Regions from separate parts of the Homo sapiens genome. Here region 1 is linked to region 2. A link is an interaction called in ENCODE POLR2A ChIA-PET data of the cell type or tissue named here. Cell type or tissue: MCF 10A. All regions are shown on one strand. Links, peaks and the distances in the headings refer to the core of each region. The heading gives the core; the rest is flanking DNA.

Region 1 (17,019 bases), core at 3,464-11,463, 110 kb before region 2:
TACTATACACACACAACCAGGCCCCATCACATTTCTGCTGCATAATAAGAAATGAAACAAGTAAACATGGAGACATTCAATCCCACCAAACGAACTACTGCTTCTACCACCCAAAATTGCCTCCAACATTTCTGACCAAAAAAGGCAAGTGCAACTAATATTGATCATTTCACTTTGATATCTAGTGATCAACTAAACAACTGGCTTTCAAGTAGGGTGCTCTGGGAATTAGAATATAAGATAAGCAATGGGATTATAGACTATCCTGTTCTCACTCATTTCAACCAGATGAGTCCTCTCTTACTAGTTTTATGTATTGACATTCTATCAAAGAAAGATGTGTTCCAGTAGTTGAGGTAGGTTTTAAAATCACTGTTCTAGATGCTCAAAGTCATGTCTTTACATCACTTTGTGGACCCAATGCTGGCTTCCTATAGTTTAAAATATATAGGAATTGGGCCTGGTGCAGTGGCTCACACCTGTAATCCTAGCACTTTGGGAGGCTGAGGCGGGTGGACCTGAGGTCAGGAGTTTGAGACCAGGTTGGCCAATATGGTGAAACCCCATCTCTACTAAAAATAGAAAAATTAGCCAGGCATGGTGGCAGGCACCTGTAATCCCAGCTACTTGGGAAACTGAGGCAGGAGAATCGCTTGAACCCGGGAGGCGGAGGTTGCAGTGAGCCAAGACTGTGCCACTGCACTCCAGCCTGGGCAACAAGAGTGAGACTTCATCTTAAATAAATAAATAAAATATAGATGAGTTGGCTTTATAAAATGCCTAAATATGAATGATTATATAGGTATGTATGCACATATTTGACCCTAAAATTGAAAATAATTTTTCACTGCAATAAATCTCTATTCATACTCTTAGAGTAATTAAGGGAAAAATAATTTTAGCAAATGAAGCTAATGTTAGTAGGAAAAGTATAAAATTGATAGGGAAGCCAATAGAAATGGCCTGGCTTTAGTTAAAGTGGTAAATCCACATGCCAAGGCCACAGAGGACATGACATAGCAGCTGAATGGAGCAGAGGGAAAGGTGGGAAAGAGAAAAAAACAGAGTTGATGGGCTAAGCACCCTGCCAGTTCAGAGAGATAATATGTCACTGTCAAGAAAGTGGTGATGAAGACTCCTGGTTGGAACAGTTGACAGTTTCCTGAAAAGGTCACAAAGGCTCTCAGAATGGCAGAACCTCCTGTAAGCCCTCCCTCTCCTCTCCTCAGGCTGTCCATTTATAAAGATTCATATTCCCCGCAGAAATGGAAATGTTGTGATCTTTTATCTTTCAGCTCAAAAGTTAAAACTTTTGAAAAATAAGCTTTTGTGCATTCATTTTGTATTTACTAATGCCTTTTCTTAGACTACAAAGATTCATGTCCCTCTCTTTAGGAACATTTTTCTCAAGTCAAGTGCCACTATCTAATGGCTCAGGGACTCTCTGCCCAAGGGAAACAAAAGTGGTTCATACAATTGTCCATCTCTTAATTTCTCTTTGCTTCCATCATTTCCCTCAGCTTTATACTCTAAATTCCCACAACCAAGAAAAATGTCTATATATACCATCCCAAATGTAAATTGTCTTTTGGTGACATCTTTTCTCTGGAGTTCTGTCTCTGATATTTGTATTCACTTGATTTCACAGAATTATGGAAAAGTCTGGGTCTAGTCATGTCCCCATCACTAGCAGAAACACAGATTACCAAATCTCTCTGGACTTACACTTCCCCATGAGTTGACAAGGGTGTTGAATTAATGAAATCTAAAGTTCGTTTTCTTGAAAGTTCATTATTTAATAATTTTAGCACATAAAGCTAATCCCTAAAGATTGTTTAATAGAATTCTTTGAAAACTCAGTTAAGCCCACTTGCTCATGTAACAGAGCATCCTAAGGAAGTTTCTGCATTTATTTTGCTCTGTCATTCACAGGAGAGAATAGGATGCCAACTTTACAATCTCTTCTCCTGTCTTCTGAAGATGTGATTCTGTCCTCAAGCAGCAGTACAGCACATCAAAGTACCTTCCATCATTATAACTTCAAAGTGTCAGCCTGGCTGAAAAATAATGATCATTACAGAAGATCATTTAAAGGATAAGTGATCTGTTCACTCTTCTGCATTCTAAAAAGGCTGTCTGTGGGATCAGGTCAGACCTCTGGACGGTCACATACATTGACTGTATTATTTCACGTAATGTCTTCATAAGTCACTGTATCTTACAACCTTAGCTTTTATCAAAACCTTATTGCAAGAAATGTTTTTAAAACCATCTGAATTTCAGGAGGATATTTCCCATTGCATTTATTAACATTCTTTATATCAAGTTCATTCATTTAATCAATGTTTGTTAAATATCTTCTATATGCTAGACATTATAATAAGCAAAGGGATAAAGACATCAGCTACACACAAAAATTCATCCTCTCACGGAATCTAAAATTCAAACAGAACAAGACATGGAGGACCCTCTCCCTGGCATGCTGCTCCCCCTAGATCTTCACATGGTTGCCCCCATTTTTCTCAGATCAAAGTCTCCCTCCTCAGGGAAACCTTACCTCCTTCTTCTAAGTAGGTCTCCCACCCTGGGTCTCTCCATTACCTACTGTTTTTAATATGAAGATAAACTAAAACATCTTCTGACTCCTTATAGTCTCTTCAAACATCTTTATTTATGTATTCATACTCACCAATTCCATAAAAATATTAAGACTATTCAATGAGCATTATTAAGGGCCCTTGAAGTGTTTCCTCTAAATCTCTAGTGCAAACATTTTTGAGAAGGGTTGTCAGGACGGTTTGTTATCCTCAAGCATAACTCTGCTTTTTATGTGTCTTGTAACCACATGCAGAAAGGGTTTCTGGCTTCTTTGGCCTCTTTTGTTGTTGTTTTATTTATTTTTTATTATTTTTATTTTTGGCAAAGACTTAAAGAAGGCTTAAAAAAATGGAAGCAGTGAAGAGAAAGGGGAAGATAGAAAGTTAAGAGGCAGCTTAACAGAGAAAGGAAATGTTTATTCCACCAAATCCTCATGTGAATTCTAAATTATTAAATCTCTGAGAACACCTGATTTATGAACAGGATAACACTGCCCCTAGCCAAAATTATTTGTAATAAAAAGCAGGAAATCTCCTGAAGTTCATCTCAGATTTAATATCAAACACAGCAGCCACACCTGAACACTTCTCCATAAAACACGAAAACAGCATGGTGTGATCAGCCAGCAGCCACCAGTGGGGAGTTGGGTACAAACAGGGTGTGAGTGCCATGGAAAGGATCAGGCCTCACTAATCTAGAGAAACCAGCCAATGAAAAATAGCAACAGACTGAAATAATGTCAACACTTGGAAGGGAAAGGAGCACAAGGAAGACTCACTTCTAAATATACAACAGCCAGTTCACATTCCTTGTCAAAATACTGAGCTCCCTCCGTGACGACTGAAGTTGAAAGAGCAACACAATTGTGTTTTGTGTATGCATATTTAGAATATACCAAGTGAGGATGAAGCACCATGGGGAAAAAAAGACTTGTTATGAAATAGGCTTACATTGATGTTGCCTTTTTTTAATTTAATTTAATTTAATTTTTATTATTTTATTTTATTATTATTTTTTAGACAGAGCCTCACTCTTGTCACCCGGGCGGGAGTGCAATGGCACAATCTCGGCTCACTGCAACCTTCACCTCCTGGGTTCAGGCAATTCTTCTGCTTCAGCCTCCCGAGTAGCTGGGATTACAGGCAACTGCCACCACACTCAGCTTATTTTTGTATTTTTAGTAGAGACAGGGTTTCACCATGTTGGCCAGGCTGGTCTCAAGCTCTTGACCTCTGGTGATACGCCCACCTTGGCCTCCCAAAGTGCTAGGATTACAGGCGTGAGCCACCGTGCCTGGCAATATTGCCATTTTGTGAGAAAAGTAGCAAACCTCTAATAAGAATTTCATTAAAATTTGATTCAAATATTTTTCTACAGATACTTGGTTCAAAAAGAAGAAAGATGTCAAGAATGAAAAGGTATCTTATTATTTCTAGTGCAGACTTCTTAGGTAATGTGTTCATTACCATTTTTATAACATATGTAGTGAAGGATTCTTTCTCAGGATTATATATCCAACTATTTGAATACATATATAATAATTAAATTTATTCATGTTTAATCTAAGGCAATTTCGATAATTATCAGAATCATAAAGAAATATTTTTTGCATGTTTTCATTAATACTTCCATTAACATTTTGGCATTTGCTATGTTGTTAAGAAGTATTCTGAAAAGTAGAAAATCATATTAAAAAGTTGCTGTATTAATAGGATTTGGGGGTAAAAAGAACAAAAGACAAAAAGAGGAAGATTAATGTCATTGGTAGGTACTTGGGAAGTTACTTTAATTAGTTAACATTTTTTAAATCTGAAAGAAGAAAAATAAGTCAAGTTAATAAACCATAGTACACAGAAAAATAAATTTTGGACTATAAAAGACTCAGCCATATACATGGACTATATCTTTATATAGAGCAGATTTAATTATGAGAGATAACACTACCAAGATAATTTGAAACACCATGAGCTTTAAATTTAAAAGCACTATACAGATTCTCTTCATCCACTTGAACAGCTAAGAGTAAAAACGACCTCTATGCAAATACAAGTTATACTCAATGTTGACTTATTCAGAGAAAAATAATAATAATTGAGGCTACTTTTCCCTTCAGATTAAAAAAGAGTATTACAAACTTTTAATAAAATTATATAGTAATTGGTTGATATATCTATAAAAAGGCAAGTGGAATAGATTGCCTTGAAATACAACTTAGTATATAACATAAAAATACATTAATTTTATTATTATAATGACAAGTATCAATGTAATATATTGTAAGTATCATAAATATAATATAATAAATAAAAAGTATCATCAATATAATATAATGTAAGTATCATAAACTAAGGAGTAATATGACTATTTGCTAATACTGGGATATTGAGAAAATTGGGGGAAAGTCAAGAGCCTATATTATATCAGGTTTAAAAAAAAAATCCATTCCAGATAAGGTAAAGAGTGGGCTGTAAAAAAGAAACCAGAAAAAACAAACAAACAGAAAATATGGGTGAGATGAAAATGATCTAGGGATGTAAAAATTTGCAGATCATAATAGCAATACAGAAATAAAAAATGATTATTATATCTAACTACAAATTATAGAAACAAAACCACAAGTTTTGTAAGCTGTGATCATAAAGAAAATTGAGTAATGTGAAAAACTGGGACAAACTTTTTACAAATAATATAATAGATAAAGAATCAATACCCATAATATACAAAGAATTCTGATGAATCACCAATATTCATGCTCCAAAATGGTAACCACGTGTAGCTGCTAAAAATGCTGGAAGTATTGAGCCTCACTGGTGATCAAATGAATGCATTTTCAAACCATGAGGTGTAATTTTTGCCTTTCAATTAACCAGGATTTTTTAAAATAATGACACCCAACACTATAAGTATTCTTAGCTATTGCTATTGGGAGAGGAAATTAATATATCCACTTTGGAAAGCAACTTGATAATAGACAGACCATTTTAAAGTTTGTTGCCTTTGACACAGCAATTCTCTTCTAGCAATCTATTCTAAGAGAATAATTGGATATGTAAGGATTTATATATGAAATGTATAATCCAGAATTATTATTATTTTTGCACCAACCTAATACATTAAGAAACATTAGGAATGTTTTCAATGTCCAACAAGAAAATGAGCACAAGAATATTGGCACATCCCCACAAAGAAATATTATACTAGCATTAAAAATGTTCTTAACTAACATCTAGGTGATATACGAAAATATAATAAAATGACATGAAATGAAGACGGTGAGACAGATCTATAGCACATAAGTAGAAAGAGCTGGAGTTGAGCTTGAGATGCAGCAAATCTAAATGGCAGGGCACACTTGGAAGAACCTTCCAGCTGTCAGGGATACAGCAGTAATGATACAGACAAAGCCCTGGCCTTGGGAATCAGACAATAAACAAACAAGTAAATACATTATATAACACCAAAGTTAGGAAGAAAAATGCACATTTACATTTATCTCAAGCAATATAATGCACTACATATATGCACACGCACGCACAAACTGTGGGGGAAACAAAATATCAAAATAATAACAGTGAGTACTTTTATTTGATGTGATTAAGATATTACAGGTGATTTTTAATTTCATCATATTTTTTTGGCATTTTAAATTTGTTTATCTATTATTATTAAAAGAAAGGAGGAAATGCTATATACTGTTACTGAAAATACTTACCACAATCATAAAGTTTTACTTTGACTTCCAATAAGGTACAGAATACATATAAATTTTCCTTTCTTCATTTGACTAAATGGATCATCGACCACAACTACTGGGTAGAGATTTGTGTTCCCGTCATTTAAAAATAGAATAAACAATATGTGTCCATTATGAGAAATACTGAAACAGGATAATCAGGATATCCTGTGTTTCTAAGTGCGCATAGATCAGAGGCAGGGAGTGGAGGAGGCAGGGTTAAGCAGGGAGGGAATTCCACCCAGGTATTGCTATAGAAATGGCAGCAATAGAGCAGAACTAGCACTATCTTTTAGAGAACAGGAAATACCTGCCCTGCCTAGTCACAGACTTGCATCATAAACTCAATGGTTTGAAAAGCACCTATGTATTCAAACTGAAGATTTCTCCCTTGCTGCAGTTCAGAGTCCACGTTGTGACTTGGCATAAAGACAAACAATTCCGCAGCTCAGAGAAAGACATCATTGAGTTCAATTTCTAGTGGCTTTCCCCCAACATTTGCCACTTGATCACTTCTCCTTGGCAAGAGGACACTGCACTGTGAGGAATAAATAGCTAAACACTTACATACATTTAAAACACATTTAACCTTTTTCCACAAGACCCAGAGCAGCTAGCGAATAGTACCTTAAAATCATGACCTCCACTTGCTGTCTATCTCCCTCGTTTCTTTTTGTCATTTTCTGGCTGAAAACAAAGTTAATCTTCTTTTCTATTTCAATTTCTCTTTTACTTGCCTCAGGCCAGAATATAGAAAGTGAGACTTTGTTTGACAATATCAATAACAGAAAAATTAAATATTGCCTCCACAAATGATATTTAACCTATTTTAAGAGCCAGTGTATCTGTAAAGATGTTAAAGACAATAAAAAGCAGCTATTTCCTTATAATATTCTAACATTTCAGCATTTCCTAATTGTAAACTTTCTATTTTAATCTTCTAACCAAATGACCTTCAGTAAACGACCTGAAATGGATTAACTTACTTCAACTAGCCTAGCACCCTCTTTCATTATCTATTTGACTAACAGCTTTAGAAAGTCAAATGCAGGCAAATTTTAATGCTCTGACACATTTTTAAAAGCAGTTTTGTTCTATTCTCAAATGACATAGAGGTCACTTCTAATGATTACATTTCCCCCAGCTAATTTCAAGGCTAAAATCTTGCCATAGCCATCTTTCTTAGATTTCTATTCAACAACACTAAGCATTTGGAAAGAGTACTAGAAAAGGATCAGGATTTTAACTTATAAATATAGACAAATTAATCCATCTCTGTGGCTTCTATTTCGTTAGCTTCACAATAAAAGGGTTGTGAATTTTGATGGTTCCTCCCCTCCTAACTCTAACATCACAGGCTTTGACAATTTATTTTCTCAAGGTCAAATTAATTGTGGTTTTAATTATGACAATGAGTCCAATACACTAAGCCAAGTCAATGTGTGAATAGAAGAAGGTAACCAAGTAGAGAACTCTTTGTACACACGGGTAATATGATAATTGAAACCATTTTGAAATGTAGAGACATTACTATAATAAATCCTTTGCTATCTATCTCTTAGAGAACGGCCATGACCATAGACTATCAGGGAGGAAGAAGAAATAGCATCATGAAAAGCCAATAGAAGAGATTCTTCGGAAGAGGTGGGACTTGGGATACCAAGAAAAGCATTGTGCAAGGGGCAGTCTCCCAGGACCTAGAAATGACTTTGCTCATAAAATCATACATTCTATTCTTTAATATCTCATTTTGTGTTATATGGCTATGTATTATAAGCTCTAGTTTTTACATATTTTGGCCTATTTTAATGCTATGCCATGAACTTGATATCATGAACTATTTTTCATATAGTATTGTACAGCTTGATATATAAAACAGTGGCCTTTGTATTTGATCACTGCATTCTCAATAATATGTATCAGTACGGGTTATTGTTTAAGCTTTTGTCACAGCAAGATGTATTTCTTCCACTTCTATAATTTTAAGAGAAAGCATATAAGAAAGGGAAAGAAAGATAATATGGTACAGCACTAAATAGCCAGGAAAACCATGTGATTTAAAAAACTATGAGCCTGTCTCCTTAGAAAAACAATTATAAAAATATTGTATGTTCTTGAAAAACAACCTCCAGCATTGGAGATTAGAAATGCTTCAACTCTGAGACTGAGATAATTGTCATTTCCCATGGCCGGGTGTTTCAAGTAAGAGTGTCTTTTCCCTCGTGAGAATGGGTTTTCTCAAAGCCAACAGTCAAGCAGTACAGAAGAAAAGAAACAGCTTCCCCATGTCCACAAATCCTGATCTGATAGTCCCTATGGGTGACAAATGAACTAATGACATGATGTTTAATACCAATAAAAAGCATACCATTAAATAAGTATCTACTATGAGCAAAGCATTGTCAGACACAGCCATAAATTATATCTAATTCTCACAACGATCTTAAGGTAAGCATTAGAATACCCACTTAGGTGGGAAAAGGAATGAATTAATGCAGACTTTTGAAAGTCATGACAAGGATCGCTCCCTCTCTTTCTTTATGTATGCAGCATATTAGAAATATATAAATGCAATCCTAACTAAATTATGGGGAATGTCTAATACTGAAATGTAGCAGACCCATCAGAAAAGATTCCTCTCATATAATTGCATCTATGGATACTTATGGGCAATCCCATATGTCTATGCTCTTGAGAAAAATAATGAATCACATAATAAAAGACTAATATAAACCTTCTGGACCACAGAGGCTACAGACCATTTTATATCTTCTGTGGGCATATATAATAAAAGTAGTAAATAGGATTAGGGATTCATCATTATACCACATTAATGGCACCCTTAACAAGCATTTTTAAAATCTATATTTTTCCTGGTACACTCCTTATATCACAAGACACTCTACTTAAGGTGATCCCTTAAGTAGAATTCAATTCTATAGGTTGGATATGATCCTAGATCTTCAGATGTAATAACTAAGTTTCCATTTTGAAGGGGTGCCAGTTTGGACTCATTTCCTCCATTTACCCATTCAAACTTTTTAACATTTTCTGAGACAACTGAGGAAACTTTGGTCCTGCCTAATCTCCTAACCATCATGGGATCTGGAAAATGGCCATAGCATCCCTTTCTCTTGATTCATGTTCTTGACACTTTTTCTAAAGTGTCCCTAAGACAGATATTCTGTTTACATTTCCACCCTTCAGCCATGCTCCCATAGTCATGTACTCTCCTTGTCAAACTAGGTACTCGTGTGTCATCGACAAGAATCATAGAACATACTAGAGTTGAAGGGAGACTCAGAATTTGCTACTCCACCATTTCTTTTTTGCAGCCGATAACCCAGAGGCTCAGAGAGGACAAAAGATGTAGCTAAGGACATAAAATCAAATATTTACAAAACAAGAGCTAAAACTGTAGCCACCTGACTCCAAGTGCAGAGCTACCTTCACAACACCAGTGTGATGCTCACTGTGCCTGGAAGTGCCAGTTGTCCCCAGGCTGACTCATATCCTGCACTGGCATTGCTATTTTACTCTCTTCCTTATACCTGCCCTTCACTTAGAATACGAAATGAGTAAAATCAGATCTTTAATACACCTTATTTAAAATATTTAGAAACTCTGACCTAAGATTTCTATTTGACCTTACCACACTTATAAGAAAAAGGAAAATCTAACTAAGGACTTCCTTTACCTTAAAAGTACGTGACACCTTCTTCCCTCCCCACCCCAATAAAATAGGCCTGTGGTGTAAGGCATGCTTCCCTACATTTGTTCTCATATATTCAGTAATCTAAAAAGATAACTATAATATTTTAGAACTAGAAACATATTTAGGCATTAGTGTGTCATTTTTTCAACCTGAATATCCCCTAAATTGTGGCTAAACAATAATCCTTTTTATCTCTATTTTGAGAATTCCAATGCCTAACCAAATTCTCATTTCAATGCTTTTGAAATATAAATTTAATTTTAAAATGAACTATATTCTTATTTAATTAAATCCCATTTGTTCTTCCATTGTCAGGGAAAATAAATGATAGTATCTTTTTCATTAAAAAAAGATAGCTCTATATTTTTGCATAGTACGTAAACACTATGCTGATGCATCCTTTTCCTCTAAGCAGTTTAATCCATATCTTTGGACTTGGACAGTGTGGAGATTATGGTGCTGTTTGCCATAATTTCTGCCACATGATTTATCATATTGTCTGACTTTAGCAATGATGCAGGTGTATGAGGCAATTAACAGAGTTACTTGCTTTTATTAAAAAGCAAAATAAACATGCAAAATAAAACTAAAACATATCTTCATGGACTATAAATTTTTAAAAACTGCATATGTGTCACAAGAGGAAAATCCACTAAAATTGTCATAAAGTTAATTGTCTCCAAGCACTGCTTCCCATAGATTCAAAACTTGCAACAGTTTTCCCACCCTCCATCCCACCATTGGCTACTGGATAAGATGCAAAATTCTTATAGTAGAGTCTAAGAGTTGCTGTATCCCCTTATCCACATCCTACTACTATCTTGATTTTGACTCCTCTTCACAATCCTTTCCTTTAGTCAAAACAGTCTACATACTATTCCCTAAAACCAAGAATTCTTCTATGGCTGTATGTATGCTCACCCGCTGCCCGAGACATCTTCACTTCTCTGTTCTACTCTTCTAGGTTCTACTCTTCCTCCAACTTTCTTTTCCATAGCAAAATTACTTCCTTAGCCATTCACCTTGTACCCTCATGGATCAGCTTTGTTTTCCCAAAAACCAGCTGTCGCGTTAGAAAGAGTATGAGCTCTAGAACCAGGCAAACATGGATTGCAATTCTGGTCTTCTCATTGGCTAACTACATGGGCATGAGAAATTACTTCACTACTCTGAACTTCAGCTTTCTACAGCGCAGAATGAAGATAATATACATCATGTTATTAAAAGTAATCTGAGGTGCTACTTTTACGCTGCAATCAATCTACTTGTCAGAAAGCAGATACTGTTTGTATTTTTAATAATGGGCTTATATTTTTAAATTAAGCAAAAATGCATAAAAATTATCTGGGAGTGGACTTGTATTTGTATTCTTCTGTTTTGTATCAACAGAATAGCTCCTTTTCTAGAAAAAGTAAAAATAAAATATTAAAATACATGATGCCAGCCACTCAGATCAAGATCTTGTTTGTCAGATTTCGTAAAGGAGTTTCTTGGTAAGACAGTAAACCTAAAAATAGGTGACTTCAGTAGAAACGCAAACAGTCCATCCATTATATCAGCACAACCAGCCAACAGTGACGATGACAATAGGGGTGTGAGCATACAAATATTTGGTTAAGAAGAAAAAAAAAAATCTGCCAGGAAGTCATTCTGATTACGATGTGTGAGCATATTGTCACCTGAGGGAGGTTAGTAGACTATAAAATAAATAGCGATTCCCATCATCTTCTGAACCTTTTAACTACTAATAATTGGGCACTTTGCTGATGATGCAGAACAACCTTTCAAGCTGATTAATAGGTCATGTATGTGAAAAGGCACTCCCTATTCATAAAACAATTATGCTAATCCTCTAATTTTTTCAAAGATTATAAAATATTCTAATCTTTGAAGAATATAGGTTTTGGTTGCAGATGGTGTTTGTATATTACTTGCAGAGCTCATTAACATTTTTGAATTTCACATATTTTATCCTCACAACCCCATGAGAACTATAATATAGGGATTATCATCTTCCATTTAAAACTGGTAAACAAAGATTCGGAAGCAATTTAGAGGTCTCTCCAAGGTCAAACAGCTAGTTAAAAAGAGACAGGATTAGAATTTTGATTTCCTGAACCAGTGCTATTTTCAAAGACTCAGCAAGTAGATGTTTCTATAGTTCATATAAGTAAAGAAAATATTTTTTTCACTGGAAAGTCTCAACTTCATTTGGTTCATTTTAGATGTTTACATTGGTAATACAGTTTTAGCTTGTGTCTATCCAAATTCAAAAGTTGCTCATTTTCCTGAGTAGATCAATAATCTAAGTCAGTGTTTGAATGTGACTAGAATAAAGTTATCAAAATGATTTCAGTGCATGGTGTGTGTAAATATAATAACCTGAATGCATCTTGTCTCTACCCTTAGTGAACTACATGTGACATTATGCTATTTCAGTGAGAATCTTAAACAACATTGCATCTGCATGAATGCCCAGACAGCACCAGGCCTTGGACTAGATTTTAGTTGTCTAAGAAGTTTTTCACCAAGTATGACACAGAATGTAAGCTTTATTTGTGAACCTCATTTTGGTCACAATCACCTAACTTTCAAATCCAGACATATAGAAAAGAACAAAGGTAGCTTACGTGCATAAATAAGAATATGAATGAGGGGTGCTATGTAAGTGTGGACTGAAAAGCTGGAGACAATATAATGGCTGACTTAATGCTTCTGATTATGGAAGGTATTTCTTTTCAGATAACAGGGTTCCAACTCTGGAATCTCTGGTGTACTTTATTTAACTCTCATTTTGGTTGTTATCTATTGCAGTCAAAATATTTGACCCATCTTTTATGCCAGCTAACCAAAAATTTATCTAGGCTTGAAATAGTCATAGCAATTAGCAGGTTGCTAACCAGCATAAGGAAGTAAAAAAGGCTGATAGCCCAGTTCAAGGAAGTTATATTAACAGTGAGTTTCTCAATTTATCATACATGAATTATTGCTGTGTAAAGGTATTATAGAGAAGATCTCTGCATCTGGTTAAAAAGGATTAGATGGTCTTCAAGGTCCCCTCTAATTTTGAAATTCTGTGATTCTATTATTCTACTCATCACACCACTTGTATTCTCTCTCTCTCTGTCTCTCTCTCTCCCTCTCCCTCTCTCTCCCTCCCTCCCTCTCTCTCAGCTAAAGGGAACAAAAAGATAGGATAAAATTAAACCAGCCACTGTTGTTGCTCCTAAAACAAGAGTTTATTGTTCTCAAAATATAAAACTCAATGAGATTTATATATATATATATATATAGCCTCAAAAGATTTATATATATTGCCTCAAAATATAAAACTCAATGAGATTAAAATTAGAACTTTCAAACAACTATTATGAAAGAAAGTAAAGCATCGCCCTTCAAATTTTGCCTCATAGTGGAATTGGAATCCTTACAATTAAAAAAAGAAAGAAAGAAAAGCTAAATAGCTTCCACAAAGCACTTGAAGGATTAATATCTGTCTTCTTTGATTACCCCATGATAAAATATTATAATATAATCCTATAATTTCTGCACCACTTATTTGACACTTCAGCCTTATATGAACAAACTATCTTTGGGCAAAATGTATTTTTTATGCATATGTGATGCCGAGAAATGCAAGAATTTTGATCCCAAGGTACATCAACCACATGTTCTATTAGTGCGAAATTTTTAGAGTGAACAAAAGCAAGGAAGAGCAATTTGGTGACCTTGTTCTTTGAACACAGAATCATCTCTTCTCTGTGACATCTGGCCAAATACCGATCTTTTGTCTGCCTCAGTGGCTCAACTAGCACAATTCTATTTCTACTGTGAAACATATTTAAAAATGGATTAATCAAGCTTTATGTATATTTTCTAAAGAAAAGCAAAAAAAAAAAAAAAACCCCCAGAGGGATTCTAATTTAGGTATCAATTATTTCAACAATTGAAGAAAAGCAGTGTCACATTTTAAGATAATTCTAATGATGTCATATTGTCATTAGTAAAAAGATGCCTCATTTTGCCACAGGGAATATCTTTATAAACTTGTAAATAAATTAATACATATCTTAAAAACATATAACTTGAGTATTTGTAGTAGAAACTTTGGAAATATTCTTTAAAGTAATATTTAATGTTGTCTAAGAATGTAGATAACATTGACTTGTAATAAAAAGATTACAAAATACAATATTGCTGTAATCTGCACATATACAGTTACAATATTATATGTTATTTTCTAGCGACTATTAAGTTAGAAAACTAAATGCATATAAAGAGGAATATTTGTCTCTCATGGAAAGATGCATTCTTGGCTAGGTGTGGTGGCTCACACCTGTAATCCCAGCACTTTGGGAGGCTGAGGCAGGTGGATCACTTGAGATCAGGAGTTCAAGAACAGCCTGATCAACATGGTGAAACCCCATTTCTACTAAAAATACAAAAATTAGCTGGGCATAGTGGCACATGCTTGTAATTCCAGCTACTTGGGAGGCTGAGGCATGAGAATCACTTGAACCTGGGAGGTGGAGTTGCAGTGAGCCAAGATCACATCACTGCACTCCAGCCTGGGCAGCACAGTAAGTGAGACTCCGTCTCAAAAAATAAAAGGAGAAAGAAAGCAAGCCGCATTCCCAAGTTGTCAAAATGCAAGATAAAAGGCTTCAATTAACCTTTATTCTTTAGTCATGTAACTTTGCTACAACACATTTGGGCAAGATATTTTGCCTATTTTGTTTTCTTATGTTTTTTACTCAGGTAACGGTTATAAAACTGTCCTACAAGCAATAGGCCTTATAAAACAGTATTGTAAAGAATTACACAGTCAATAAGGAATTAATACAGATACACTAAGATTTTAAGACGGCAGCATCTGAACTGAATGCAAATAACATGATTGTGGACCATTTGTAGACCAATCTGGTTGATCACACTGCCTTAAAGGTCTTTGGGCATTTTTCCCAAACCAAGTTTCACTTCTTCGAGGTTTTCATTGGTACAAGGTGTGATGACTTTGAGGCATCAATTAATATAAACTGGAAGTAGGCAAAGTATTAATTAAACATGACACTCTGATTATTTAAACCTTCTATTAAAGTTGATTATTCAGAGCGTGTTGATAGCCTGTTTTTCAAAAATGACTGATGATATCAAGGTTTACTGACTTCCTCTAAGTCTACTATTTCCAGCTCTTCAAAACAGAAGGAATAAATGAAGTGAGAAGAACACTGGAATAAGGCTAATAGACAAAGTGGCTAATCTCAGACCCCCAAGGTCAAAGAAAAGCAATTCATTTCTTGGCTTTCATCAACACAAGATATGATTTATCAATCTAAGAGCAGGATTACAAACATTATACATCTCAATGATATGTTCTTTGCACTGTGTAACTTTTTGAACAATGACAGATTGCATAGTCACCACAAAAGTCATGTCATAAGGCAAAATTCATTACACTTGCACAAGCACTAGGATTTTTTAAAACAAATGTACACAGTAGCAATTATTACTACTATATATATGCCATTTTTGGGGGGAAAGCCTTTTAAAATTCAGTTATTCCTTGGGATTCTATCATCTTCATGGTCCAAACTTTGGACATTCATGTCCCTCAAAATACAATCCTTACTCCAATATATTAATTTGTGGAGTCAGCCATAATGTTATAGATAATTGGTAAAGGCAATACTCTTATTATAAAAGTTCAATAGCAATTGTTGTATTTGAAAGATTGCTACTTCCATAAATTCAAAGCTATTCTTGGAGAAGAAAACATTGTAAGAAAGATCATGGCAAAATTTCTTAACATTATAAATGTAATCACACAAACAGAAATTTTGCCCACCTTTGTCTCTCATTCGATACAACACTTAAGGAACTGTCCTATACCACCTACTTATAATAGCAGCTCAAAAGTTATTTCTTGGAGTAATGGTAGATAATTTGAAAGATGTCTCAAAATGAAATTACACCTAAAGTGTAGTCAATTGAGATCATGGAAACTTACTCTGAATTCTATATATTTTAATACACATTGGTATTTTCACTAATCTAAATTAATTATCATCTTTCTATTAGGTCACAAATTTAGGAAAATTTTATTGTCTAGGTGGAGGAAGACCATAAAGGGTGTTGTATTTTCAGCAGATGATTCATTTCACCAGCTGCCAGAAAGTTGCATGTTGCCGCACACCTGGACACATGTATCCATGACTGATTGGGAAACACATTTATCTTGGCACATCACAAAGAAGATGGAATCATAATTATTCTCCCTTGTAACTAAAGGTATTTTGAAGCTGTATCTACCTAAAAAATAATGCAAATTACACATCTGGGCTAAGTCCACATAATTTTACCATCTGTGTTTGATATTCACCCATCAATATTTCTGGAAGCATTTTCTGTGTTTAAAACAACTTCAGTAAAGTTTCAAGATACAAAAACCAATGTACAAAAATCAGTAGCATATCTATACACTGATAACATTCAAGCTGAGGGCCAAATCAAGAATGCAATCCCATTTACAACAGCCACACAAATGACAACAAAAAATACCTAGAAATACATCTAACCAAGGAAGTGAAAGATCTCTGCAAGGAGAGCTATAAAACATTGTTGAAAGAAAACATAGATAACACAAACAAACGAAAAAATATTTCATGCTTATGGATTAAAAGACTCAATCTCATTAAAATGGCAGTACTGCCCAAAGCAATATACAGGTTCAATGCTATTCCTATCAAACTACCAACACCATTGTTCACATAATTAGATAAAACTATTCTAAAATGCATATGAAACCAAAAAAGAGCCTAAATAGGCAAAGCAACCCCAAACAAAAAGAACAAACCCAGAGGCATCACATTACTTGACCTCAAACCATACTATAGGGTTACAGTAACCCAAACAGAATGATACAGGTACAAAAGCAGACAAATAAACTAATGGAACAGGTTAAAGAACCCAGAAA
Region 2 (17,019 bases), core at 4,887-12,886:
GCATATATTCCCAAAGTTATGCAAACTTCTGTCGTAGTATTTACCATGATTAGGCAGCCTCTTTTGCTGTTATTTCCTACTCCTAAATAGTTTAAGTTCTGATGAATGAGATAAAGACTAATGAAGGCCAAATAAATTGCTTTAATATTCCTACATTTGAAAAAAACCTTTTGAAAATTCCTATATGAAAACCAATTTTGGAGGAGAAACTGCCTGTCAAGCTATAATGAAGCCCAACCAACTGGCCAATCTCTGGTATATTTCTAGGCTGTGTCTCCAGACCTCTTTCACATTTGCTGACAGCAGTTCAAATACTCAACAGAGTGCCCTGGGGGCAGGAGTAAGGGAGGGAGGACTTATTTTAAGTAGGCCAAGTCGGCTTGAAATAAGTGCAGTCTGATCATAGGTCTTGGAATTTGGGGCTTTCTGAACTGTAATCCTAGCTCAGACACTGATCCCTCCTGTGACCTAGGATAAATTACTCAACCTTTTTGCCTTGGTTTCCAGATCCCCTAAATAGGGATAATAATCCTGACCTCAGAAGGCTAGCGTATGAATTAAACATCTGCAAGACCTGATCTTAACGACAGGCGAATGAAGCATCTCATTCTTGCAATATAATAACTTTTTCAACTCAATTTAACAAGAACTATTTCTGCTAAAGAAGCAAAAGGTGGCTGATTCTGGTATCTAACCAGCCTGAAATTGTTGATGCAGCCTCAAAAGGAAATCAGACTCATAAATGAAAAAAACTTGAGGCTGAAAACAAAACATTAACAAAATGTTGATTTTACCCCAAACCACCATGCCTGGTTGGTTCTTTTGCTGTAACAAGACAGTTTCGAGTTTGGCCTTCCTGAGCATTGGGATAGTAGTTAGCTTTCCTGAGCACTGCTCTCCCAAGGTAAGCCTTATCAGTATATTTCTGTTGCTTATTTCAATAGTTTGAAGATATATTTAGTTGAAGAAAGATTCAAACTATGATCACTAACAACTCAAGGACAAGACTTTTTGATAACTGGAAGTTCTATCAAAAGTGATATTTTATACAAAAATTATCTGGGCATGGTGGTGTGTGCCTGTATTCCCAGCACTTTCAAAAGCCTAGGTGGGCAGATCACTTGAGCCCAGGAATTCGAGACCAGCCTGGGCAACATAATGAGACTGTGTCTCTGAAAAAAAAAATTAGCCAGGTGTGGTGACATGCACCTATAGTCCCAGCTACTCAGGAGGCTGAAGTGGGAGGATCGCTTAAGCCTGGGAAGTTGAGGCCACAGTGAGCCATGATCGCACCACTGCACTCCAACCTGGGTTGAAAGCAAGACTCTGTTTTGAAAAAACAAAATATATATATATAGAGAGAAAAGTAAGATTCTGTTATTTTAGCAATACAATTAAATATGTATAGATTAAAGTTACTTTTAGAGTAAGTGAGGAATGTGTTCTAGAACATCATATATAATTCCAAATTCATGCAGATTAAGATTAATATTTCCAAAGGAAAAAAATGTGAAAGAGGAAATGCATTCTTGGAAAGGTTGACTCCAAAACCAGCAAAATGTATCCTTACATTCCTGCTGCTTTTTCTTTTCTTAGCATTATATCTGTCTCATAAAACACAGAGTCGGCCGGGTGTGGTGGCTCATGCCTGTAATCCTAGCAGTTTGGGAGGCCAAGGTGGGCAGATTGCCTGAGCTCAGGAGTTTGAGACCAGCCTGGGCAACACGGTGAAACCCCATCTCTACTAAAATACAAAAAAATTAGCCGGGCGTGGTGGCGTGTGCCTGTAGTCCCAGCTACTTGGGAGGCTGAGGCAGGAGAATTGCTTGAACCCAAGAGGCGGAGGTTGCAGTGAGCTGAGATCATGCCACTGCACTCCAGCCGGGTCGACAAAAAAAACCCAGTCTGTCCTAAATTAACAATAAAATAGAACATGGTCAGTATTTGTCTTTGAATTAGTATCTATTCTGTGTAACAAACTACCCCAGAACTTAGTGGCTTAAAACAATAATATTTACTATCTCACATATCTGTTGGTCAGAAATCTGGGCATGGCATAACTGGGTCCTCTGGCCCAGGGTCTTGCACAGTCATGATGCAATCAAGGTGTTAAAGAAGTTGCAGTCATCTCAAACCTCAACTGGGGGTCAGCTTCCCCGCTCACTTGGAACTTGGTTGCTGGCAGGATACAGTTCTTCATAGGCTATTAGACTGGGCCTCAGTTCCCCACCAGCTATTGGCCCGAGGCCACTCTCAGCTCCTTGCCACATGGGTCTTTCCATAGGGCAGCCCATAACGTAGCAACTCATCTTACCAAAACACACAAGCAAAAAGTGCTGAAGAGAGAGAGAGAGATGGAATATGCCAACAAGGCTGAAGTCAATCTCTTGTAAATTAATATCAGAGGCGACATCCCATCCCATTTGCCATAGTCTATTGATAGAAGTGAGTTGCTAGCTCCAGCTCACACTCAAGGGAAGGAGATTACACAAGGCTATAAATACCAGAAGGCGGAGGTGATCATTGGAGGCCATCTTAAAAGGCTACCTATGGCTGACTTCTGCATACTGTATACTACACCTAACTTCCTTTCCAACATTCCTGAGAGTCAAGAGTGTTTTTTAGTATTAGCATATGCTTTATTTCCCAGTAAATACTTGTATGACATTGCTATAAGATGTTTAAAAACTCTTAAAGATAACAGTATATGTTAAAAAAAAAAAAAAAGGACAAGAGTTAAGCAAATCATTCGGAGATGTGTCACTAACGGTCTGGGGGTCTGTGTAAAGGACAAGGCAGCATTATCCTGTGACAAGAGCAACGACTTGTTTTATAATTCCTTCAGACTGATTCCATGGCTCTCACATAATGCAATTCTTAAAAATTCGGGGGAAAAAAGCTTAGATTTATTTTAAAGCATTAGTTCATGCCCATAAAGTGAGATTTTTACTAACGTGCTATGTCACATTATCTCAAGCTTATGTAAAATATGACCACATTCTATGTCTCTGTGACTATGTAAATAGTGACTATGTGAATGCTTGTAAAAATAAGGCTTATATTCCATATATGTCACTGTGTGAAATGTTTTTGAAATTTAATCCATTAGCTCATTTGGACCATGGTGTTAATTCAAAGTCATATGCTTGATATTCATGTAAGTTTTCTAGTTTTGCAAGAGAAAACATTGTTGCTAAAATTCTTATCCTCCTCTAGGTTGGTTTCATATATATACACACACACACACACACACACACACACATATACACACATAGACATATATGTATATATACCTAAACACGTACATATTTGTACAACATATGTATATTTGTGGGCATATAAAGATTGTGGATAGATGGGGAGAATTTATCACCACCCTTATGAAAACAACTCAAGGTACATTACCTTCAAAAAGAGGGTCAACATCATGATTTATATATTCCTCCTCAACAGTCATCATTTGTTTGCAAAGAAAGTGGTTATCTGAGAATACCCATTCTACTTTTTTTCTGATATTGGTGAATATGAATTTGATTAGAAATGCTACTTTTAATATGTTTGCTTAGAGTCCTGTTACAGTTGTGACAGATACTTTTACTTTTCAGTAAATTCTTTTTTAAAAAAATTTTTCCTTCACTCTGAAATGTTTTATACTTGTTATTTCCAAATTTATGGCTATGTAGATTGCTTTCAGCTTAGTGATCTGAAATAAGATGTATTACAAAAATGTATTTCCATTTCTGCGTCATCAAAGAGAGAAAATGGAGAAAAACAGAAAGTTCATTTTTTTCTCCAAATTTTGTGTCTATGATTAATGAGCTGCTGACTTTGTGGAGAAGGATTCCCCTCTCCACAAGGGTTTCAAAGCATTGTTTGTGCATCCAAAAAGCAGAAGCTCACTCTGAATCCAAAGTTTCAGCTGTTTGAACTCAATGCAACTCATAGTGTGTTGAGGAACAGTAACTAGAAAAAAGAGAAATTAAGCTAACCATTTCTCTCTCCTTTTCACTTGTCAGACTACATCTGTTTAGCCTTGACATTAAATTTCAAATGGGGTATTGCTACATTAAAATGCCAGTGGTCAAAACCCAACGGGAAACAAAGTGTTGTAAAAGATAGCTGAAGAATCTGTAGATGTATTCATTTGCTAGGGCCGCCATAACTAAGTTCCATCACAAACCGGCTCGCTTAAACAACAGAAATGTTTTTTCTCACAGTTCTGGAGGCTAGCTATCTGAAATCAAGATGTTGACAAGATTGGTTCCTTCTGAAGGCTGTGAGGGGAGGGTCTTTTGTCTGTTCCAGGCCTGTCTCCTAGGCTTGTAGATGGTGTCCTCCCTGCAATTTCATATCACCTTCCCTATATGCATGTTTCTGTGTTGAAATTCACCCTTTTTATAAGGAAATTTGTCACGCAGGATTAAATTCCACCTTATAACCTTACTTGAGCTTGATTACCTCCGTAAACACCCTATCACCAAGTAAGGTCACATTCTAAGGTACTCAGGTGTGAAGTCTTCAACACATAAATTTTTAGGGGAAACAATTCAGTCCATAACATTGTCTTATTCCATTCAGTCTAACATAACAAAATATCACAGACTGGGTGTTTTATTCCTCACACTCCTGGAGTCTTAAAAGACCAAGACCAAAGTGCCACTAGATCTGGTGTCTGGCGAGGGTCCTCTTCATAGATGGCTGTCTTTTCACTGTGTCCTCACATGGCAGAAGAAACAAGATACTTCTCTGGGGTCTCTTTTATAAAGGCACTAATTCCATTCATGTAGAAATGTTTTACAGGGTATATAATAACGATTTTCAAATTTCTGAAAGACTGTGCTGAAAAAGAGGGATGAGATTTTTCTGGGCTGCTCTAAAAGACAAAACTAAAATGAATATATAAAATTAGGGAAGTAAAAACTGTCATTAATATAAACAATACATTATTTGAGAACTTGTATATTTCGTAAGAAAGGCTTTGGATTTTGCAGTCATTGAGACAATAATATAAAATCACATCACCAATAATTGCTAGCAGATGAGGACTTATGTTTTTGCCTTCTCTCAGTCTTGGCTATTCCCTTTTAGTAAAATGGGGGTAATAACAGTTTTCATATGATTGCTGTGAAAGCTATATGAGATTATGTATATTTGACATCTAGCACTGTGCTCAGCCCAGATTACAACCTTAGAGAAGATTATTAATATTACTATTACTATTTTGAGTTTTCTAATTATTCTGAAGTAAAGAGACTATTTCAAAGAATTAAAATACTGGGTAGAGGGCCACTTTTCACAGATATTACAGCAATTCTTAAATTGTTTGGAGGTCAAATAAAGGATTTTTAAAAGTGACTTATACATTAATATTTTATGGTTCTAGAAGTAGATGAGAAGCTGAAAGTAGATTGAGTAGCCTAGGTTTTATATCTTCCCCAAACCCCCACCCCCACTAGACAAAAACTAGAGTTTCTATTGCTTACTTTGGTTGTATCATTCCTCAACTACTTAATTTCATAACTTGTAGCAATATTTCCCGTCATTGTTTGATTAATGTTCAAAAATGCCTGTACAAACACCAACATCAATTTTAATATAATCTTCAATGTCAAATATTATCACAAAAACAGCACTGAATATTCAACTGTTGCAGCTCCTTGAAACTGAATGAATGCCCCTAAATACAAATCTGTTGTGGGTTTATTGGAATAAGTACAAATTAATCTCTTCCTCATAAAAGGAAATACAGAGGATCCATCATCCATCCATTCGTTAATTCCTAAGTCATCAAGGTACACCCTGTTGTGTGTCCTGAGACTGCTAGGCATTGGGAATACAAATACTTAGCAGTCTCAGGGCACACAACACGGTATACATCAGGGAAAGTGCCATCTTGCAGGAGTTTTCAGTTTAGTGGAGAAAACATCCAGGTAGACATTTGTTTATTAAAGTGTTACTGCAGGTGATACGGTTTGGCTGTGTCCCCACCCAAGTCTCATCTCAAATTGTAATCCCCATGTGTTGGAGGAAGGACCTGGTGGGAGGTGATTGGATCACAAGGGCGGACTTCCCCCTTGCTATTCTCATGTTAGTAAGTGAGTTCTCGGGAAATACGGTTGTTTGAAAGTGTGTGGCACTTCCACATTTGCTCTCTCTCTCCTGCTCTGCCGTGGTAAGACGGACTTACTTCCTCTTTGCCTTCTGCCATGATTTTAAGTTTCCCGAGGCCTCTTAGTCATGCTTCTTGTTAAGCCTGTGGAACTGAGTCGATTAAGCCTCTTTTCTTCATAAATTACCCAGTCTCAGGTAGTTCTTTACAGCAGTGTAAAAATGTACTAGTACAGCAGGTTACTAAAATGGGCACTTAGCCACAACTTTGATGGTCAGGAAGGGCTTGGCACAAGAAGTGTTGCTAAGCTTAGACTACATGGTTAGTAGTTCACAGGTAAAAAGGAGGAGGAAAGAGTGCTCTGGAAAATAGAAAACTATATGTGAATGTTCAAGAAAGAATATGCATCAAAGAAGGAATTAACCTGGAGTGAGAAGGAACACGATGTGGTGGAAAACTGCATGAGCCCAGAGTCAGGAGACCTTCTGTAGCCATTAAGTAGTGATGCCCATTTCCCATCCGTGAATGCAGGATGCACTGTATAACGCTAAGAATGCTAGCCAGCTTTAGTGTTCATATATTATTTAAGATCTCTTATGCAAATTTTTAAAATGATCACACTCTTATAATGAGATATGAAAAATAGATTGGGGATGACTAGATGTTGAGCTGCTAAAAGCCAAATCTATTTTTTTCTCATCTTTGCAATAACTCAAAGTGCCTAGCATGGTGAAATTATGTAAAATTGAACCAAGATATGCTTCTCTATACAGAAGGAATTTAACATGGAGTCACTCCACAAGTACTGGTTTTTCCAATGGAGAAATGAATAAGAATGGACTCGTTCTGTTAAGAGGAAAGCTCAATCTCCCATGGTGCAGAATGAAGCTGTCTGTGAAGTGCTCTGCAGAGTACTCAAACCGGAAGCCAGATCACGGAGGCCTGGCGTACCTGCAGCAGTGGCTCTCAAACTATTTTACCCCAAAATAAACTTGGTGATTTGTTTAGAATACAAGTTCCCTTGTTTTAGCTTCCTACAGTCTAATTGTGTTGCCCCAGGCAGAAGCGCATGAGTCAGATGTACACTCAAGTTTCATTGCCAGAACCACCAAGTCCTTGCCCCTGACGTTGGGTCTTTCCTGTGTTTTCAACCTTTCGTCTCACTTTAAACCCTACCTCAATCCTTGCTTCAACCACGTGGAAGTGGCTCAAACATACCAGTTTATTCATGCCTCCATGCCTTTGTTATCAGCCCTCCCTCTATTTTAAAATGCTCTTGCCCTTAAAATGCAGTGTTCTGTTTCCCAGGTAACTGCCCACACATATTTCAAGACTCATCTATTTTAAATTTCTTCTCTGCCTTTCTTGTTTAGACTTGACCGCTCACTCCTTAGTGTCTTTACTTTAACCCTGACCTGTGATGTAACCTATAAAACATTTCTCCACTTATTTTTTATACATTTCTTTCTTCTCTATTACAGTATTTGATACGATAAGCACTTAATAAATGTTTGCTAAATGGATAAATGCATGAATGTATGAATGAATGAGATACATTCTAAAACAGTGCCTAAAGCATGGATTCTGCAGTTAGACTGCCTGGTTTCAAATCCTTTCTCTATCACTTACCAGGTGTATGAATTTAGGAAAGTTACTTTAAGCCTCTGTCTCAGTTTCTCAATTATAAATGGGAATGATAATATAGTATCTGCCTCATGTAGCTGTTAAGAGGTTTTAAATAAACTAATATTTGTAAAGCTGTAAAGCACTTAAAAGAATGTCTGGAACATAGTGTTATCAGCGTTTATAAAATAAACGAATATACTACAGCAAAGATGATGAATGTTTAAATTTATATCTAGAAACAGAGATTGAGAGCAGAGACAAATCCACAAGACGTAAGAAGAAAAAAGTGATGGGCTTGATGATTGAGGAAGAAAAAGGACTGGAATGAAGTCTTGGGATTCCAATGGTCACTGGAAGGGGTCGGCAAGCTTCTTCCATTAATTCATTGCCTTTAATTATTTGATCATAGGAAAGGAGAGTCTGGCCTTGTGGAAAAACACACAATCAGTTTCATTAGAAAAGAGAGAGTCAGATGTTTTTAAAACAGCAACAACAATATGCCCTGAATAGTAGAGAAACAAAAGAGCGATTGATCTACAAAGGCAAGACCCAGATTGAGACCACAGTGAACCCTGCAAAACAGAGGAGCCCCTGGGTGGGAGGGGATATAACTGGAACTCTGGGAATGTAACGGGCATGGTGTGCTTGTCTGATGGACAGGGCAGCTTAGGGGAATAAGTCTCTGCAGCGTTGTAGTGAAGAGAGAATACGGGACAACTGCAGGACCACAGCTCAGCCAAGAGTAAGCATAAATTTAAACATATTTCTTGATTTCTCTAAAGTCTCTCTTTTCTGTTAAATACAAATAATAATGCATGCTTCATTCAGCAAGTTATTGTGAGGACTAAATGAGACAGTATTGAAGTTACTATGTAACAGTAAATAAGGTACAGATAATCCTCAGTACAAGCACGATAGTGTGGGACTGCAAAGATGATTGCGCAAAGCAATCTTAATAATCAATGAGAAAACTAATGATTGGGCCTTGGCCTTTAAAAAGTTTTGCCAAAACATCAAAATCTTTCTTGCTGTCATTGACAAAGGTACAAGCAAATAAAAATAGTAAAACTAATACCTAGTACAATATAACTTAAAACATGAGAAATGTTTAAAACTGAAGTTACTTTTCATAAAAACTTATCAAAAGTAGTTTAAACCATGCTTGCCTCCTTGTCATGTAACTAACAATGTGGAGCACCATCTTTCTTTACGCACTGGCGAATTATCATACGCTTTTCTAAGTTCGGATCGGCTTCCCGCATTGTATTCTTCGTTCTTTCAGTGTCTTGAAACACCTCCAAGAGTTTTTTCTAACGTGAAAATTTTCTGCCAGCACTACTTCCTCTAGGACATCTTCATTCTGTTCATCACAACTACCTTTCTCATTTATGTTAAGTTCTCTTTTAGTAAATTTCTGTGGCCTCATACCTAGAAACTGAAATGACAGCAATGTCAATATTCCATAGTCAGCTGTCTTCTTATCGGATCTAATTTCACATCCAGCATTATTGCTTTTCATTTCTTGGCTGCACTTTCGTCTGTTGCACAATTCCTTCTTTTAATCATCCGTTTTGTAAAATGTCATGTGAGTTTATCATGGGAAGACATGGAGGCAACACAATTACATGCTTTGCTGGGTGGTAACTGAGTAACAGATGTGCAGTAGCCATACTGAGGTGATCCGTCACTCATCATGATGTGCATCTGATATTTATGTAGTGATTTCTGAACTGAAGTGCTATCAGTGAGGTTAGAACTTCATGAAATTGCAGTTAATATACCATAGTTAATGAAACGTGAACCATGCTATTGAGGGACTGGTGTTATTTAACTAAATCATGGTAACTGAAATGGATACATATGAATTAGCAAATTGAGAGCTGCCAGTATTTTTAATTTCACCCTTTCAATGTTCTTAATTTCTTTTTAATCAGTAAGACTTATGATTTTATGCACAGCATTGTGATGAGGATCCCCAGGTTTTGATGGTTAAGCTGCAATTTGAGTAAGAGGTTCAAAATTAGGCTTAGTTCCTAACCCCACTCTCTGCGTGATCCTCTTTCCCACACCATTCCAAACATGTCAGTGTGGCACACACCCAGGCTGAGAACCACTGCTCTAAAGCCTTCCACATAATTGAAAGTTTAGTCACTCTAGCTTTGAATTTTTCTGCTTAAAAAAAAATTAAGCTGTTAATTTAGAATTTTTGTGTCTTTGCTTTTAATTATTTCTTCTTATTTTGTTTTTGCTTATTTCATTTCCATTTGCTCATTTCATTGTAAAGAAATGGCTCTGAGAGAAATTTAAATTACCTTTGACTTTTCAGGGTATGCCCCTAGATCTCACTTCACCCCTTTTCCCTCTTTTCATCTCAAGAAACAAAATTAAGAATAAAAGTAAGGGGAGATAGTGTGAGTGAGAAAGAACAGAAATCTAGCCCCATGTAAATTAAAATGTTAAAAATAAAAAAAATCACATATTTTAAAAGGATTTTTCCATTAAACGTAGGAATTAAATAAGAATTTATGTTAGAGAACTAGGTTTGGGTAGACAAAAGCTTTCACGAAAATGTTTATTTTAGGTTTTTTTTTAATATCAAGTATTGTGAATATTTTAAATACGAAATAATAGGGAAATGGCAGAAAAAATATACTAACTAGGTGGAGTATTGCATAAATTTAGTGAATGTAAATGTTAGTTTTAAATACATTGTAGCAAGAAGAAAAAATGCAAAAGACACAATGTGAAGTGAAAAAAGTGGGAAACAGAATACTTTCCATGTAAGACAACAATGCAAGGGAGTTGATGCTTCTGCCCCTTTCCTCACAGCAGGAATGTCATTGCTCTCTCCCTCCCAGCCCTTCTCCCTCCCAGCACAAGCAACAAGATGATGCTTGGCCAATTCCTTAGAGTTACTGCTCAGAAGAAACACTGCAATGAGAAATAGTAACTGGCATGGCAAGGTCCTGTTATCTTCAGGTTCCTGCTATTAATAGAATCAAAATAGTAGACAAAACCCATCCTGATTCTTAACATAAGTTTAATAGTATGCTCCACTCTGAATTTCTAAGCCTACCCCCAACCACATCCCAAATGGTGTACCACTGTGGCCCACTGCCAGAAATAATATAATAATATTCCTCACAGCGGATCAGAGTTATACCCAGAGGAATAGAAGGTCGATCTACCTGGAATTCCTTCTCCTCTTGTTGTGGAGCAGGTTTATTGTGTGCGGGTCACCAACTTGTCTGAGTCCAGTGAGAGAAAACACCTGTGCATACAACAAGCTGCATGAAGAGACTTTTTACTACTTACAGATAGGCAGCAAGACAACAGAAGCCCGTGACACATTGTAAGCCAGTCTGCAAGGCTCAAGAAATTTGCCCAGGATAGATGGAGTGTCCTCCATGCATACCCCACTTGTATCAGCTGAGGGACCCCAGAAAGCCTCTCAACCTTGGTTTTATGCTGTGGGGCAATGAGATTTGCTGGGCTAAAACATTGAAGGTTATCTTATTTCAGTAAAGCGGGGTCCCAGAACAGAGCTCAGGCTGTTCCAGCCAGCCCTCCTTATCTCAGAATGTTGCATTCCCAGAACATTCTACAGCTGTTCTTGAGAACTAGAAATGAGAAAAGGGAGGACAATAGGGCTGGTCCAAGGCCACCCAGAGAACTGTTCTACATTTTTCCTCCCCATCTCCCTTCCCTGCCCCTTTCTCCTCCTCCTCCTTCCTCCCCCTCCTCCTCTTCTTCCTCCCCTTCTTCTTCTTTTCCCCTTTGATACCTATCTGTCCTCCTTAAAGAATTCTAGTCACATCCTGGTAGTGTCCCAGCTGGCTTGAGACCAGAGAGGTTGTCTTTTCTGATAACTTTGCATCCTGAAATGGTGAAAACGAATGCATAAATAACTGATCTTATGGGCTTTTGAAGGCATCTACTCCCCAGTGTGTTTCTAATTCTCTAGGGTAGAATGTTTACAGGAGGACAAATAAACTCCCCTCTTGATAATATTAATCCTCTTTTATAACATATCTGGATTTGTGTCACTTTTCTATTCTCCTTTTACCATGAGTGAGAAGAGAGAAGAATAAAAGGGATACCAAAATATAGGGACTGTGAAATATTGAAAGCTGAGGATTGGGAATTCATAGAAACTATTTCTCTGGATACTATTTTTTCTTACAGCACAACCACATGACTGAAGACAGAGATCATCTGGGTCAGTGTTTCAGAAAATGTTGCCAAGAAACTTCAAATGCAGATTCCTGGACCTCCGTGCAAACTACTATATTAGAAGTGAGAGTGGGGGTGAGATGGAGGAGAGGTGATATTGAGAACCTGCATTTTTTAAAACTTTTATTTTAGTTTCAGGGGTACATGTGAAGGTTTGTTATATAGGTAAGCTCATGTCACGTGGGTTTGTTTTACAGATTACTTCATCACCCATATATTAAGCCTAGTACCGAATAGTTCCTTTTTCTGCTCCTCTCCCTCCTTCAACCCTCCATGCTCAAACAGACCCCAGTGTCTGTTGTTCCCTTTATGTTCATGAGTTCTCATCATTTATCTCTCACTTATAAGTGAGAACATGTAGTATTTGGTTTTCTGTTCCTCTGTTACTTTGCTAAGGCAAATAGCCTCCAGCTCTGTCCATGTTCCCACAAAAAGACATGATCTCGTTGTTGTTTTTTTTATAGCTGCGTCATATTCCATGGTGTATATCTACCACATTTTCTTTATCCAATCTGTCACTGATGAGCATTTAGGTTGATTCTGTATTTTTGCTGTTGTGAATCATGCTTAAATAGACATTCGTGACCGGGCGCAGCGGCTCACACCTATAATCCCAGCGCTTTGGGAGGCCGAGGCGGGTGGATCACGAGGTCAAGAAATTGAGACCATCCTGGCCAACATGGTGAAACCCCGTCTCTACTAAAAATACAAAAGTTAGCTGGGCATGGTGGTGTGTGCTTGTAGTCCCAGCTACTCGGGAGGCTGAGGCAAGAGAATTGCTTGAACCCGGGAAGCAGAGGTTGCAGTGAGCCAAGATCACGCCACTGCACTCCAGCCTGGTGATGAAGCGAGACTCCATCTCAAAAAGAAAAAAAACAAAACAAAAACATTCGTGTGCATGTGTCTTTATGGTAGAATGATTTTAACCCTTCGAGAAATCACCATACTGCTTTCCACAATGGTTAAACTAACTTACATTCCCACCAACAATGTACAAGTGTTTCCTTTCCTCTGTAACCTTGTCAGCAACAGTTACTTTTTGACTTTTTATCAACAGCCATTCTGACTTGTGTGAGGTGGTTTTGATTTGCATTTCTCTAATGTCAGTGATATTGAGCCTTTTTTCAATGCTTGTTGACCACATGTATGTCTTTTATTAAAAAAAAAAGTGACTGTTCATGTCCTTTGCCCACTTTTTAATGGGGTTGTTTTTCTTTGGTAAATTTGTCTTAGTTCCTTATAGATGCTGGATATTAGACCTTTGTCAGGTGCACAGTTTGCAAGTATTTTCTTCCCATTCTGTAGGTTGTCTGTTTGTTAACAGTTTCTCTTCCTGTGCAGAAGCTCTTAAATTTAATTAGATCCCATTTTTAAATTTTTGCTTTTGTTGGGATTGCTTTTGGTGCCTTTGTCATGAAATCTTTGCCCATGCTTGTGTCCTGATTGGTATTGCCTAGATAAGAAAATCTAGAAGAAACTATAAGAAAACCCTAGAAGACACTAGGGTTTTTAGAGTTTTGGGTTTTACATTTAAGTCTTTAATCCATCTTGAGTGAATTTTTGCATACGGTTTAAGGAAGGGGTCCAGTTTCAATTTTCTGCATATGGCTAGCCAGTTATCCCAGCACCATTTATTGAATGTGGAGTCTTTTCTCCATCGCTTGTTTTTGCCACCTTTGTTGAAGATCAGATGGCTGTAGATCTGTGGCCTTGTTTTGGGGCTCTCTATTCTGTTCCATTGGTCTATGTGCCTGTTTTTGTTATCAGTATCATGCTGTTCTGGTTACTGTAGCCCTGTAGTATAGTTTGAAGTCAGGTAGTGTGATGCATCCAGCTTTGTTCTTGCTTAGGATTGCATTGGCTATTAGGGTTCTTTTTTGGTTCCATATGAATTAAAAAATTTTTTCTAGTTCTCTGAAGAATGTTGTGGGTAGTTTGATAAGAATAGCATTGAATCTATAAATTGCTTTGGGCAGTATGGCCATTTTAAGGATATTGATTCTTCCTATCCATGAGCATGGGATGTTTTTCCATTTGTTTGTGTCTCCTCTGATTTATTTGACAGTGTTTTGTAATTCTTATTGTAGAGATCTTTTATCTCCATGGTTATCTGTAGTCCTAGGTATTTTATTTTATTTTTTTTATGGCAGTTGTCAGTTGTGAATGGAATTGCCTTCCTGAATTAGTTCTCAGTTTGGCTGTTGTTGGTGTATAAGAATGCTAGTGATTTTACTACATTGATTTTGTGTCATGAAACTTTGGTGAAATTGTTTATCAGCTGAAGACTATGGAGTTTTCTAGATATAGCATCATGTCATCTACTAACAGGGATAGTTTGACTTCCTCTCTTCCTATTTGGATGTGCTTTATTTCTTTCTCTTGCCTGATTGCTCTAGCTTAGACTTCCAACACGATGTTGAATAGAAGTGGTGAGTGAGAGCATCCTTGTCTTGTATCAGAGAACCTGCTCTTTTTTTCTCAGTGTTTAAAAAAAACTTTTTATTGTAAAATCTAACAGATATAGAAGACTATATAAAATAAACCAAATACCCTTATAACCATAGCTAGGTTTAAAAAATATAATTTTTCCATCCATCTATCCTAATCACAGTCCCTTCCCTCTTTTCAAAAGTAATCACAGTCCTGATCTTTACGGTAATCAAGTCTTTATTTTCTTTGTAACTTTACCACCCAAAAGTTCATGCCTAGTTTAGTTATGCTTTGTATTCCTTTTTCTAGAACAGGACTGTTTTGTTTTTAATTGTTCCTCCTTTCGTTTATTTCTTTTTTTTTTTCCAATGGGGTTTTGGGAACACGTGGTATTTGGTTACATGACTAGGTTCTTTAGTGGTGATTTCTAAGATTATGGTACAACCATCACCCAAGCAGTGTACCCTGTACCCAATGTATAGTCTTTTATCTCTCACCCACTCCCACCCTTTCCCCCGAGTCCCCAAAGTCCATTGTATCATTCTTATGCCTTTGCATCCTCATAGCTCCCACTTGTGAGAACATATGATGTTTGGTTTTCCTTTCCTGAGTTACTTCACTTAGAATAATTGTCTTCAGTTCCAACCAGGTTGCTTCAAATGCCATTATTTCATTCATTTTTATGACTGAATAGAATCCCATGGTGTGTGTGTGTGTGTGTGTGTGTGTGTGTGTATAAAATAATTTCTTTGTCTATTCTTTGAATGATGAATGATGAGCATTGGGCTGAGAGAACCTACATTTTTAACAACTTATTTAGGTGATCCTCAGGAACTCTAAATCGTGGGAATCACTGCTAGCCTATCTCCTTATACACTTAAGAAGCAAGATCTACAGCCTCCAATGTATCACATTTTATTTCCATAAGCCTTCAAAACCGATCAAGGGTGATGAGGATGGCATTATTTATCTCAATTATGTATTTTCATTTTCCTTCCTAAAAGAAGATTATATGCCTCTATCTGTTGCCATGTGACTTGAAATGCTTCTCTTTGGGAAAGGCATACTCCATGGTCTGAGGAGGTCATTTACATCACACTTGGCCATGTAAATTACCATGGCCAATGCAATGTGAGTAAAAGTGATATCTGCTACCTCTGGGTAGATGCTTCAAGAGCCATCCCATGGCTCTGTCACTATTCTTTCCTTTTGCCACAAAACTAAGGTAAGGCTCTTTCCTTCAGTCTCAATCACCAAATAAGGAAGATATGTGAGGCAGACCCACAGCTCTCCTAGAACCTACATTGACAGAGTAGGAAATAAACTGTTATTGTTGTAAAGCACTGAGACTTTGAACTTGTTTTCATTTTTTAATGGAGCATAACATAAAGAAAGATTTTCAATCCATGGAGATAAAGCAATTTTTTAAATTTTCTTTCCCATGACAAAAATATGGCCAAGTAAAAGCGAAAAGTAGCTTGTGCTGCCTCTAAGGTGGTGCAGTAAGTGCAGCTACGAATGCCCATTGAAAGGACAGTCCCAATGTGTATACTAGCTACATACTAGTTTCATCCTGCCTTAGCACCCCCATCCTGCACTGTCTCAAGGACAGCAATAGAGCTTTACTCTGTCTTCAAAACAAGGGAAGGATGGATTATTTGCCCTGCCCTCCTCTTACACATATATACAGTTTGGGCAAAAGGAATACCACCAGGCAAATTGTTTTCAAATCTATCTAATTTCTTCGAGACTTTTCCTGTTTGTTTTTCTAAAATCACCTTCTCTCCTTCCATGGCAACAGGACAAGACAAAACGGTTCTCTTTTAATATTCAAGAGCTGTTGCTCTCAGACAATGTAGTGCTATTCAGCAGAAAAGCCCTATTCAGCATATTAAAAAATCCCATTAACTCTTCCCTTCTCATTACTTGTGAATTACAGATACCCTGGTCAATACCCTTGTCAGAAACTGATTTCATGTTTCTGACATCACAGGTTTTAAACACATATCAGAATGAAAAACAAAGTATATGGCTATTTCTATCTACTCATGTCTCACTGTAAATAAATGAAATGGCAGGGTTCTGAAGTTGATATATAACATTAACTTAATAAATACTATTTGAATCTGGAGACTTATACATGGAAAGGAATTTCCAGAAGCTACCTTTCTTTGGCTCCCAGTCATCTAAATTAATAAAAACATTCTGCAATTAAAAAAAATCTAAAAGATACTGGAAGCAAGTTTAATATGCTGAAAATATACATGCAAGTCTACTCTATACATGAGTGACAAGTAAGTCACATAGAATTATATTAAAGCAATTATTACATGTCATTTGTGCTTCTTGATTAGTCCAGAGTCCCTATATAGTACAAAAGCAAATATCTTTGTTTGATGACAACAAGCCAATAATTCCTCGAGGTATAACTGGAACCATGTCATTTGACACAATATGCTTTAAAATGGTATGTGGCTTCAAAACCCAAAGATTTATCAAATATAATTTTGCAAGTGTGCTTACAGGAGCTAATATAAACCTTAGTTTCAAATATTTTGTTTCAAATGTAAGGAAAAGATGCTTCCATATGGAATAGAGCCATTTAGGAGCCACAATCAATC

Evidence for each region. ChIA-PET counts read pairs that join two places held together with the same protein. Peaks named below come from ENCODE experiments on the same cell type or tissue, not always from the same donor. Only the 100,000 strongest peaks of a DNase experiment are listed, where the experiment ranks them.
Region 1: POLR2A ChIA-PET joins it to region 2 with 11 read pairs; 2 of 35 experiments call an interaction of 5 or more read pairs at or near these places.

What each region holds. Positions count from the first base shown.
Region 1 is chr4:138,193,063-138,210,081 of GRCh38, forward strand. All of the region lies in intron 6 of SLC7A11 (solute carrier family 7 member 11), which reads right to left. Among named protein-coding and RNA genes, the nearest start is that of SLC7A11, 41 kb to the right of the region's middle. In MCF 10A, for the core only: no CTCF peak of the experiment used is centred there; a DNase peak (open chromatin) is centred at 6,659.
Region 2 is chr4:138,301,371-138,318,389 of GRCh38, forward strand. LINC00498 (long intergenic non-protein coding RNA 498) reads right to left here and starts at 11,317. Exons shown (of 7, transcript NR_198994.1): 1 at 10,924-11,317. LINC00499 (long intergenic non-protein coding RNA 499) reads left to right here and starts at 8,341. Exons shown (of 3, transcript NR_051987.1): 1 at 8,341-8,477. In MCF 10A, for the core only: no CTCF peak of the experiment used is centred there; DNase peaks (open chromatin) are centred at 7,201 and 9,281.